Regions from separate parts of the Mus musculus genome. Here all the other regions are linked to region 3. A link is a loop called in an ENCODE intact Hi-C map of the cell type or tissue named here. Cell type or tissue: left cerebral cortex. All regions are shown on one strand.

The links. A loop is a pair of places that touch in the nucleus more often than their neighbours do. Peaks named below come from ENCODE experiments on the same cell type or tissue, not always from the same donor. Only the 100,000 strongest peaks of a DNase experiment are listed, where the experiment ranks them.
Region 1: a loop joins it to region 3, with 2.6 times the contacts of the local background. A loop is called at or near these places in 2 of 42 quality-filtered maps.
Region 2: it touches region 3 in a loop (3-fold over the local background); 3 of 42 quality-filtered maps call a loop at or near these places.

The regions. Positions count from the first base shown.
Region 1 is chr10:90,872,409-90,876,408 of GRCm38, forward strand. All of the region lies in intron 17 of Anks1b (ankyrin repeat and sterile alpha motif domain containing 1B), which reads left to right. Among named protein-coding and RNA genes, the nearest start is that of Apaf1, 210 kb to the right of the region's middle. In left cerebral cortex, a CTCF peak has its summit at 1,511; DNase peaks (open chromatin) are centred at 643, 1,008 and 1,467; H3K27ac peaks cover 1,275 bases.
Region 2 is chr10:90,827,445-90,831,444 of GRCm38, forward strand. The region is part of intron 17 of Anks1b (ankyrin repeat and sterile alpha motif domain containing 1B); the gene reads left to right. Among named protein-coding and RNA genes, the nearest start is that of Apaf1, 250 kb to the right of the region's middle. In left cerebral cortex, no CTCF peak of the experiment used is centred here; DNase peaks (open chromatin) are centred at 1,580, 2,156, 3,069 and 3,621; H3K4me3 peaks cover 2,943 bases; H3K27ac peaks cover 3,088 bases.
Region 3 is chr10:90,751,432-90,755,431 of GRCm38, forward strand. The region is part of intron 17 of Anks1b (ankyrin repeat and sterile alpha motif domain containing 1B); the gene reads left to right. Among named protein-coding and RNA genes, the nearest start is that of Apaf1, 330 kb to the right of the region's middle. In left cerebral cortex, a CTCF peak has its summit at 1,959; a DNase peak (open chromatin) is centred at 1,965; H3K27ac peaks cover 2,449 bases.

The sequences.
Region 1 (4,000 bases), 120 kb after region 3:
AGGAGTATGGGGCTGCTCCAACTGTCCACAGCAGCTGACTGTGATTTGCCTCATGCTCTAGCAGAGGTGTGGTTGTGCCAGCTGTAGATAGTTTCTACAGTTGTGTGATGTTTGGAATTCTGGGAACTCTTCAGGGGGTGTATAAATGCTAGGTCCCTGGAGAAGGGTTTGTTGGTGAGTGTTGGTTGTTTAGGGAGGATGATTGCAGTTTATTAGTAGTCATTCTCAAAGAAGAAACAAAAGGAAAGAAATTAGATTTTGGGAGCACTCTCTCTCCCTCCTTTTCTTCTTTCTTTCTGTCTCTCTTATCTAGTGTTAGGGGGTGAAACCAGGAGAAGAAACAGTGGCAAAAAGAAGAACCTACAAGGTAGCAAAGACCAGCTACACCCCTCCCCACCCCCACCCAGCCCTGTTTCCAACATGTCTGTAGGAAGCCACCATCCTAGCAACACTAGCCCATTCTCAGAAGTGTATTCCTGGCCCCTAAAAGGTGCGTAAGAAATATATAGAAAGCACTGTTGCAAAAGGCAATTTAGAATTACACTCCCCACTCCTCTAGGCTTGGCTTCCATGGCAAAGAAGGTGTCAGTGTTAAGCTCTTAACAGATTCAGTGGCTTGCATAACCTCCTGAACCTGTTTCCTCATTTGCAAAGCAGGGAATGACATCACTCTCTGTACAGGTGGGAAGACTCTAATGCGATGAATTATGCATGAATCCAGCCCGTAAACCACTTGTATGTGACTTTTCTGCCATCTCTCTACATACCATCTACTCGTTTTTTAGCTCCCAATGGCTTATTTCTGTGAGACAATCCCAGCAGAGCAAGCTCAGTTCCAGAACCTCCTATGCCCTCAGATATGTAAATTGTTTCCTACAGTACAGTTTCCTGGAGTAGTTTCTATTCCCACCCCTGGAACATTCCTGGTTCCCCTAGGAGTCGCGCCACCCACCGAATGGTTCAAACACTTTCCCAGTCTACTTTGAGCAACTGTGAATCCTTCTGTCTGTACAATTATTTTTATGTACCATGCATATTTAAGTAGGAGAACAAGCACCTACACTAGGGTTGGGGAGTAAGGATGCTTCTGTTCTCCTTTGCACTGTGTGGGCCAGTCGCCTCAGTTGGTTAGCATGGCTTGCTCCTGAGCCAGGAGTGGTGGCCTCAATCCACACGGGAGCCAATCCACTCCAGTGTCTCTGGCCCACATCGTGCTGGAAGCCTGACTCTGGAACTCCATCCCCCACCACAGATTAACTCTTCTGCTCCCTACACAGATACTTCACCATGCCAGGCTTAACTTTAATGGTTCATTAAAACAACCAGTCCTCAAACACACCCCACTTACAAGGCCTATGCGAGGTACGGGGCTGAATCCGTTAGCTACCCCATGCCTTCGTGGGGTCTGTAGCCTAACTTGAGTGGGAAGCTCAAGTAAGCCAGCAAACATTCGTATGCTTGTAAATTCTTCAAAGAGCCCTTGGAGAAGTGGGCATTACTCAGTAGCAAATGACAGCAAGAGGGAGCCATTTCAAAAGAGTGGCTACGAGAGGTTTCTCCAAAGAGACAGGTGTCCATGCTGAGACTCCAGTAAGAAATCACAGACAAGTGAAGAGTGAAAGAAGACAGAATGATATCGGTGTTTGTAATGACATACAGTGACCCCTTTCCGTGTGGACACTGAAATGAGAACACGACCACAGCATCTTCTTGGTGTGCTTGCTTTGGGCGCTGGCCGGGGCACAGCACCACAATCTCACGGGTCTTCTGCAATGTTAGGGCCTTTGCCTAGGAGGAGGAGGAGGCAGCATGTATCATTGTTTCTTCTCTCGAAGCTCCTAGCAGTCCCAAAGTCCCAGGAGACCTCTGCAGACATGAGGAGAAACAATTACAAAGCAGGAATGTGGTGGACTCTGACTCTGGAATCAAAACTGTTCCTTGCTCAGTCTTCATGCACTGGGAATATTGACCCTGTGTGAGTTCTCTGGACCACGCTTGGGTGCCTTTGCCAGCCAAAGGTCCCTAAGAGCCTCCAATTCCTGTTATCTTTGGTACTTCTTTAGCAAACCCTAACCAGATCCTGAATGTATCTCCTTGCTCTTGTATTACTTTGCTTCTATTTTATATCATATCTTCACAAGATTTTCATATTTTTGGCTCCTCACAATAACTATATGAGGGCAACAGGTTTAGAATACGAATGAAGCAAAGTTAACAGAAATTATGCTTTGGTTTCTCCGCAAAGTACCTACCCCTGGGCTTTCTGAATACAAAATACACCATATCCAAATGTTTGTTTTCTTGGGGAAACCGGTATGGTGGAATCTTAAAAGCACATTTGCTGCAGAACGGGAGTAGTGTTTGTGTGTGGTTATAAGGTTTTTCAGTATGGAGTAGTGCTCAGATCAAACCCAGCACCTTGTGCCTATGTAGGCAGGCATACTATCACTGAGCAACACTGCCACCCCAAAATCCGCTTTTTAAATCTAGACTCTTCTAGTCAGTTGACTATACCATCTTGAACCTCGGTTTTTCTCCATTAGAAATGGGGATTACAAAGCCGGGTTCAGAGAGTTAACAAGGAAGGCACCAAGCCCCGCCCCCTAGGCGGGATGCTTGCAGTGCCTTTGCCGCTGCCCTGCCATCTTCCTTCAGCCATTCTCTTTCTCAACACACCTTGAGGCTGAACCCAGCAGATGCAAAGAGTACTTACTACACAGAGCCGCCTCCTCCTCCTCCTCTTACTCCTCCTCCTCTTACTCCTCCTTTTACTCCTCCTCCTTACACAGAGCTCCTCCTCCTTCCTGCCTACACCCCATACTCACAAGCCCTGCTATTTCTGCTGACAAGATGGCTCTCAGAGCAGCCGTCTCTTCCCATCACCATTCATTTTTCATTCAACAATTCCTTATTGAGCACTTACTATGTGCTGCCACTATGCTGGACACGGGGAGCGCAACAGCGAACAAAGCCTGTCCCCGACCTACTTTTCATTTGCTGGCCTGTGGTCATCCCCACCCCAATCCATTCTCACTATTAACACCAGCATTGTTGTAACAACAAAAACAAGGCCAGCTCTGGCCTCTTTTTCTTCTTTTTCCTTTTAGATCTTAGTTTCCCTTCAATTGCAACGTAAATAAATATCTCTTGTCTTTAATGAGTATTTACTGTCTGCCCAACATCATTCCAAATGTTTGTGTGTGTGTGTGTGTGGTTTTTTTTTTTTTTTTTTAGCATGTTGTAGAATTTAAAGTTGAAGAGCACGTTCCTTTTAGACAGCCCTTCATCTGACTTGACCCACTCCAGTGGACTGACCACAGATACACCTAAAAATCCCTCTCACCAACATGTGTTACTCTTATGCTCCTCTGGTCTTACACACAGTATCTCTCCTCCCGAAAGCTCCTCCCCTTACTTCTCCACGTGGGAAAGCTCGAAACTGTCAGCGAAGTCTGTCTTCTATGCCAGGAGGCCATCTGCAGCTCCCAGAGACCTCGTCCGATCCTCTCTGAACCTCCCCACCTTCAAACATGTCAGTCCACCTCCCTGCCTAGTGTTCCTTGAGGCAGTTGTATCTCAATTATTTCTGAGTGCCTCTCAGCAATTTAATACTACCCAGTGTACAAAACCTCAGGGGGTGGGGGAGTGTTGTTGAGTGGATGAAAGAATGAACAAAAATTATTTCTTTGTTCTCCACCAAGGCATGACTCTTGGAATGGAATCTACCAAAGAAAACATGGATACATAGAGTGGACAGAGTTCTGTCAAGGACACAGTGACCAACGTTCACTCACCATGCTATGGTTCTTTAATAGGCTTTCCTTTCATTATCCTGTCTTAAGCATCAAAGGAGATAGACTTTGTTCTTTGTGAGATCAGGTCTTGGCTGGCCTGGGTGATGTGCGCATGGGTAAAGGGAGTAGAGAAAGAACCACTACCCCTTAAATCTCGTCACTCTCATTTTTGTCATTTGTATTACGTAGAAAATGACTTGCAAGCA
Region 2 (4,000 bases), 76 kb after region 3:
TTCCGTGACTGCAAAACCAAGAAGACACATTTACCTCAGCACACAGGTATCTGAGCTCCAGAATGGAAAACTGAAGGGAATGACCTACCTTCAAAGCCACTGAGAGTTTGCTAATCTCAAAAGAAGCTACCCAAAACATGCCCCCGCCTCTCCCCTCCTCTCCTCCCAACATTCAGGTGCCGTTCATTAGAGTACAGATAGCATGCAGGCTGATTCTTTCTTTACCTGTGTAAGATGTAGAAGCAGAAGCTTTGGGGCGTTGGTGTAGCTCTGCCATACAGAGTGCATCAGGGCCTGTCCCTATTTACTCCCCAGTGCTGGGGGTTTCGGGAACTTTCTTTCCTGATGCAAACGGGAATATGTCTGAATTTCATATGATTAGATGCCCCTAGTTCACACGCCTGGAATGCCCAGCTTTATGTCCCGGGGCCTGCGTGTTGGTAATAGACGAACCCTGGGAACTATGTGAATCCCACAGAAGTAGGCAGTGACATAGCAGCAGACAAGAAACAGTGTCTGGTGTTGCTGAAAGAACTGGCTACATCACCCTTTTGAGTAATGACAAGACCTAAGTCACAGGGTTGTGAGGATGAAAGGAAGGATACACAGATCTCTGGGGAATTGTAGGTGCTCACTAAACTTACCTCTTACAAGAAGCGCGTTGCATTTTTGTTTCAGTCTTTTGAGTTTTTGCACCTGACCAGGACCTTTGCTTGCCTTGGCTTTGAAGCAATAAATAAAGTGGATCGCCCTGCACACATACTGTTAGGGATTTATCATGTTAGCCATTCCCTTAAATATTCTGTTAGAATTTTTACAGAGATCCTGAGGTGATGTTTATTTTGCCACCAGACCTCAGCTCTTCTCTGAGACTCTGTGGCTCCCACAGGAGCCTATGTGGGCAACTTAAAACACTTGCAGATGCAACGTTGAAGAACCTGAGGACCAAGATGTATGGGTTGGCAGATGTGCTGTCCATGGGACCAGTATAGCATTGTGCAGGCTAAGACAAAATGATTTCTGTTTATTTATGTTAAGGAAACCCATCCTGGGATTTTCAAAATAGCAAAGTCTTGTTTAAGATCAGTTACAGGAACACTTCCTTTAATTGGCATAATTTTGAAAAAAAAGCCTTGGCCAAAGTAAACATTTCTACAGATGTTGGTAGTAGTTACCAACTATTACTGGTGGAAACGGAGGAGGGCAGATGATTTGAGCCTTATCAAATCTTAACTGAGACCCTTTAATCTACTGAGCCAAGGTTAGGTCGGCAAACGCTGCAGGAACCCAAGTCACACAGGATGGCCCAGATCCACACAAGTTGAGTTTTACACTGCGGGTGGCTTCTGTGGTGCAAACACAAAGCAGCTTGCTTAGTGGGAGGAAACACTGGAGTGGCCTCGAGTGAAGCAGGACCCGCCTTCACCCCCTCCAGTCCACTACCACCTCATCCCCAGGGCAGTGACAGCCAGCCGTAGTGACCGTGGCTCTTGCCATCCCTGCTGCCGCCACCGAGCTAGTTGGTGGTCACCTGGGCGCCGGCGGAGCTGCCGCCCCAGCGGTGTCTCCAAGCGCAAGAAGGGGGCGGCGGAGGCGCAAGATATCCATAGTAACCGAGGATGCTAGGGGCGCGGAGCGCGGGCGAGCGGGAGCACCGAGCCCCCGCGCGCGCCAGCCGGCCCAGCTAGGCACCCCGCGGCCCGGCGCCCCGTTCGGCGGGACCGCAACGGTAAGCCTGGGCGGCCCAGGCACGGACACCTCCCACTGCCCACGCCCTCCGCGGCCGCAGAACAATGGAGAGCGCCGCCCGCTGCCAGGAGACGCCGCCAGGGGGGCGGACGGAGTGGCGGGGGGCGAGGATGCGCTGCCGCCCGCGCTGCTGGCGCGCGCCGCGAGGAACCAGAGCACTAGCGAGGGCGCGCGGCGGGGGGGGGGGGGCGGGGGCGCGCGGCGTGGAAGGGGCGGGGGGGTGGTGAGCGCGCCGGTCCCCGGAGCTCGTGGGGATCCGGCGCCTCTCCCACCACCCTCGCCGGCGCGCTCCCTCCTCTCCCTCGCTTGCTCACGTTCACTGGAGGGGGCTCTGCGGGGAGGAGGGGGAAGATGCTTAGAGGCGACGGCTAAGGGGCGGCAAGAGGCGTGAGCCGCGCGTCCGCGTCCTCGGGGCGGGAGCCCGGCAGCCCTCTCGGATCCCGGATCCCGGCCAGCCCACAGCCGCCGCTAGTGGCGCGCGGCTAGGGTGAGTGGCGCGCGCGGCGGCGGCGGGCGGGCAGCGCGGGCGGGCGAGCGAGCGAGCGAACGAGCAAGGTTCGGTTTCTTCCCTCCCCCCCCCCTCCCGCCCCCCGTGCGTGGCCCCCGCTGGCGAAGATGCGCCTCTGAGAAGTGCGGCTGCAGCCGGGGCAGAAGCCGAGGGCGTCCGGCAGGAAAGCCGCGAAGGGCTGCGGAGACGGTTTGCGGGGCGTTTGTGGCAGCCTTGGCTAGCGGTCTCTACTGTGTGGGGGTTTCTTTTCTTTTTTTTCCTTTTTCTTTTCTTTTTCTTTTTGTAACCCGTTTTGGTTATTGGTTATTTGTTTGTTTTTCCCCCATTACCATCCGGAGCTGGGCTTATTCTCCATTTCCTTTTCCTCAACCTTGGGGTTCTGAGGAGTTTGAAAAGGTAAAGTGCCGGGCATCTTTCCGAATGGTTTGACTTTCAGGAGCCTGTCTTTTACAAAGGTCATTTGTCTTCGTTGTTTAGAAACAAAAAACAAACAACAACAAAAACAAAAAAATACCATGAGATTGTCAGGTGTGTTTTGAGTCTCCTGGACTCAGTAGCAGAAAAAGCGGCCAGCCGGGTCGGCAATGAAATGAGCTTGCTGTCTCTCCGTGTGTGTGTGTGTGTTTGTGTGTGTGTGTGTGTGTGTGTGTGTGTGTGTGTGTGTACACGTTGGTCAGTCCGAGAGGGAGGTGGGCATGGACCCTCCAAGCTACGCCTTGGAGATCAGCAACGGAGCAGCAGAGACTGCAGTTTACTGCTTTCAGGAAGGTCGGGTCAGCATTTCCATTAAAACCCAAAATTCTGTGCTTGTAACTTACTCCAGGCTGAAAGTTGCCCAAGCCCGTCAAGGGCTTCTTTTTATAAGAAGGCTGGCACTGCCGCTTATTTATCTGTTCATTTATTTCCCCAAGAAAATCCGCCGTTTATAAACACCGAGTCCCTCAAACAAATGGGAGGCTCGGGAAAGCCTTGCATTTTCAGCGCTTGGCCAGGAAGGCTAGATCACCGCAGTTGGTTTTCCTTCCTGAACACTGAGATGTTAGTTTGAGGGTGAAAATTCCTGCATATGTGCACAGGGCTGAAAGCAAATGAACCTCGGGGCCCTTAACTGTTCTTAAACACTTACCAGTATTCCGATGCTGGCTGTATGGAAAAATTGCTTCTGGGAAGACAGACTGTGGGACATAGTAATGATACCACAGCATGGAGCCCTGGAGTCCAGGATAAAACGCATCTAAATGTTGGCACGAGTTGGCAAAGGACCTATGCTCTTCTCTCTAGGAGTCTTTAATTAAGGTAGGTCCCCTCCCCCGAAGTTCCCAGCCTAATGGAAGAGAGGAGCGATTGGGAAAACCCCAGCGGTTCCTTCCAAAGCTTGTTCTTGTATTCTGCAGATGAGATTGTGCGACGAGATGCCAGTAGTGTCTGGGTTATTTGAGTCCATAGTGTTGACGGTTCTGTGACAAAATGGGCTGCAGTGACTAGTGCTGGCGTTGAGCCACCGCAAAGGGCTTTCTTATGAAGTGTTCGGTTCTGTCTTGTCGGACCTAGTCCTGAGAACTGCTTGGTGCGGGGCAGGGATCCTCTTGGGCTGAGGTGTGGGGGGCCCAGGGGGCAGGAAGGAGTAAGACTTACAAATGAAATTAAATCAGATGTATGCTAACTGGTGGTCTGGGCAATGCTTAAGACAAACACAAGCCCAACTTCACAATGCAGGAGAAACACAATGTGTGTGGGGGGAGG
Region 3 (4,000 bases):
ATCACCATCATCCTCGGTAGCTAATACAGAGCTGAGGTTTAGAGACACTTTTAAGTCTTAGCCAGTTTCATCCAGACAGATAGTGGCAGAGGTGGGGTTTCAGACCTAATCTTCCTTACCGAAGCCCCAGTTTTTCAGGGCTTTCTTAAAGAACCCTCGATGATGGGCATTTGTTCAAAAGGCACCATTCTTAATAACCAGCCTTTCAAGGTAGAAAGGGTAGAATAAAGGACTGTGAGCTGCAATTAGAAGGGACTCTGTTACCAGTCATTCCATGATATGCTGAGCACAACCTATCCAGGAACCAATCAAGCATTAGAGCATAAGATATCAAAATGGGGAGCATCTTTCATCTACATAGTGTATGTCATGTGACCCAGTTTTCTTCCTCTCTCTCTCTCTCTCTCTCTTTCTCTCTTCCTTTCTTTTTCAAGGCAATTAAAGAAAAATTAAGTTGCCTACAATGAAAGGGGTGGACACTATTTGTTTATAATTTTGTCTAAGATTATACCAAAATTATTAGGCTCATTCATTTTCATTCATTTGGGCAGATATTATTCATATTCCTATTAAACAGATATTGATTGAGGGTCTGCTGTGTACCAGGTGCCAGAGAAACCAGAGCAGCCTGTCATTGGCAAGACTCACAGCGCTTCTGTGCTGTGTAAATAAAAGAGGCAGAGAGGCGCTCGGCAGTATTCTGGAGTGAGCAGGGGTGTCACAGAGGAATATAAGATCCAGAGTAGAATGCGTGAAAATATTACCAACAACAAAATGAACGACATCATTAGAGAACAATCTAGTGAAGAACAAAGAAAATGATGGAGCTTACCTGGGGGAGTAAATATATCTCACCAAGATGTGTTCCTAGCGTGGAAAGCAAAAGTCTACAGTGGAACAGAGGGCCATAATTGAACATAGCGGCCACTGGACAGGAAAGAATAACAAGTAGTCCCTGAGGACTCTCAGAGGCTAGAAAAAGAGAAAATGTAAAGACCAAATGATCCCAGCAGCAGCTTCAAATTGCTAGTTATGTGTCTGCGAGTGACTCCCTGCTTCTCATTTTCCTTCTCAGCATCTCATCTTTGTAAACCCAGAGAATCTAGCTCTGTGGTTAGACTGAGGCTGGGTCACCGAGCACCTCGCTTTAATAAGAGGTACACTGAGTGTGTGGAGATCTCATTTCCCCCTGAGCCTGTTGATGTCTGCTCAAGTATTGGCAGTGGATCTCAGCACACAATAATTCACAGAAATGCATTTCACAGCCTTGAGTCGGGTAGAATCTGTGGCTAACTTACAACCCAGAGGCTTTACCCGAACACTGTCTGTTAAGTGCAATTTGTGTTTAAAATAATAATCTCATATGGTATTTGTTTTCTGAAATGAAGGTAGGCAGAAAGTGAGAGAGAGAGAGAGAGAGAAAGAGAGAGAGGGAGAGGGAGAGAGAGAGAGAAGGAGAGAGAGAGAGAGAGTTCTGTTTCACAAAATTAACTATCTTAGACTTTGTAGACAATCTTTATTTAGTTGTATATATATAAATCACATACATGTAGGAATTTATTTGGTTTGATGATTAGCTTATAAGGACAATATTTGTACAGAGTCTGTGTGTATGAGGGGATTGATTGAAGATAGGTTTAAAAAATGCCCATAAAGTGTTTGGCCCACAAACAGCAATTCACCTTCAACGGGTTTCAGCCTTGTTCATCCTGCCCACTGGCCAGAAGGCGACACAGTAAACCTGTGTAGAGTAACCCAGTGAGCCTCCTCTTCTGCTTGGCTATGGCTCCTGGCCCTCTTCCCAGTCTTACACAGACCACTGTGACATTCCAGTTCATCTGGCTGAAGCCAAAAGACGTCCTCTAACACCATCCTGAGTCGGCAGACTCCAGCTAGTCACAAGCATATCCCTCAGCACCAGCACCAGGAGGAGGCTCCTGTGCCTGCCAGTCTCCTGCCAAGTTTATTCCCTCGCACAGGAGAGTGTGGGTGCTGCCAGAGAATGTTCTGGGGGCTGGATGGTACTGCGAGAAAACCAACGCAACGTTAGAATATGTTCTTATGCCGTTCTCCTTTCATACTGAATACTAACTACTGAGGACCTCCATTCCATTCTATCAGCATATCAGAAACAGGCCCAAAAAAGCCACTGTTTTCTCAAAGGAAAAAGGAAAATGAAATTTTACTTTAAGTCATTTTCTGTTCTTTTTATTTTTAGGGATTTCTCCCTCTCCAGTATGGAAAGCCTTTTTCCCCTCTAATAATAACCTCAGTGCATCTGTCTCTTCTGGTGGTCTCAGTGACTTCCAGGATCACCCCTCTGCAAACAAGTCTCAGTTGGAATGCAGAAGTCTGTTATTTCTTGGCTCTATGATTCCTCCTACAAAGTTTAATGGAGATAACAGTGGAAGGTTAGACTCCCTCTCCTCTGAAGAGATGCTTGTGGGGAGTGAGCGTCATGTGTTTTAGTTTTTTCCTGTAATGCAGAAGGGAATCATAAAGGGCTTTCAGCCTGAATGGGAGTGTCTGATATGACTTATCTCAAATAATGATTCTCCTAGTAAGCACACAGTAGGATCACATGCAACCTGGATTTCACCCTGGTGTGTCCGGGTGGGACCTTGAACCTAAATTTCCCAAGCTGCCAAAGGAATCATGGTCTGAGGAATGCACATGAGAACTGTTGGCCCAGGCAGTGGTTTTCCCTCCCTGGCAATACAGAATCCATTCCCTGCCAGCCCCCAACCCGAGAGACACCTACTTAGTGGGTCTGCGACTACAGCATAGAGAAGGACATTGTAAACTCCTCAGAGAACAAGGAGGGTCCGGGGATGAATGCAGTCACAATACACTATATATTCATATGAAAGCGACTTTATGAAATCCACCACTGCATAAATATATACACACGAATTACAGTACATATTTGGAAAAATAAAACCAAAAATTCTTTCCAGGCAGTCCTCTTGATTGTGTTCTAAACTCCCTGACATCTGTTAGGTCTCCCATTTTTAATGAGTTCCCTTGTCTGTGAAGGCAGCTTAAGCTCACTTCCTCTGACTTCCACTGTGATCTCTCATACTACCCTGAGTACCCACCCTAACCGCAGTTCATAGCCAGCATAACCACTTCTGCCTGCCTGCCCTTCAGGTGACTCCTAATGGTTAAGAGATTAAAACAAACCATCATTCACTGGGATGGTGTGATGTTAATGCAGTCTACACAAATTTCTGGACATTTTGATAAAGGAGCGTATAATTCAGGTGATCAATTTAGGACCTTCATTTCAACACTTGAAAGCACCTCATGGTTTTTTGATGCAACTGATTCGATTATTAGGGAACATCACACCGCTCAATAGTTAATTAGGCTTTTACACAAACCGGATTCTTAACTTCTCCTTGAGGTCTTCTAACGACAAAATAAAAATGAAATGTCTTCAAACAAAAGAAAAGGCCTATTAGTTAAACATCCTTGATCCGAGGATTCTAATGCAACAGCATTGATATTTTAAAAAGTGCATGTTGTCTGGAATTTGGGGAATTTTCCAATATGTTTGAATCTCCAATAGTTTGTGCATGACTCTCAAAAAAAAGAGAGAGAGAGAGAGGGAGAGAGAGAGAGAGGAAAAGGTCAACTATTCTTATTCTCAGCCCTCTGGAGGGAAAGACACTTGGCTGTTCATCTCATATGCATCATCTGAGAAAGCAAACCACGAGGAAGGCAGGCAGTGGTATTCCTATTGTCAGGTGCTCATTACTATGTGGTAAATAAATGCTACCCAGATTTGACTAAAAGCATTGAAGTTGGGGGCATTTCAACTAATGGATTACATTCATCGCCACTTGAACTTATGGCATAAATATAGCTTGCATTTGATTTTTTTTTTTTTGCTCAGTATTAAAACTGATATTTAGAGTAGTGGGAATAATGTCTGTTGTATGTGCATCCCTACAGTTGATTCTTCCAACAGACATAAATCTGGTACATATCAGAAGAC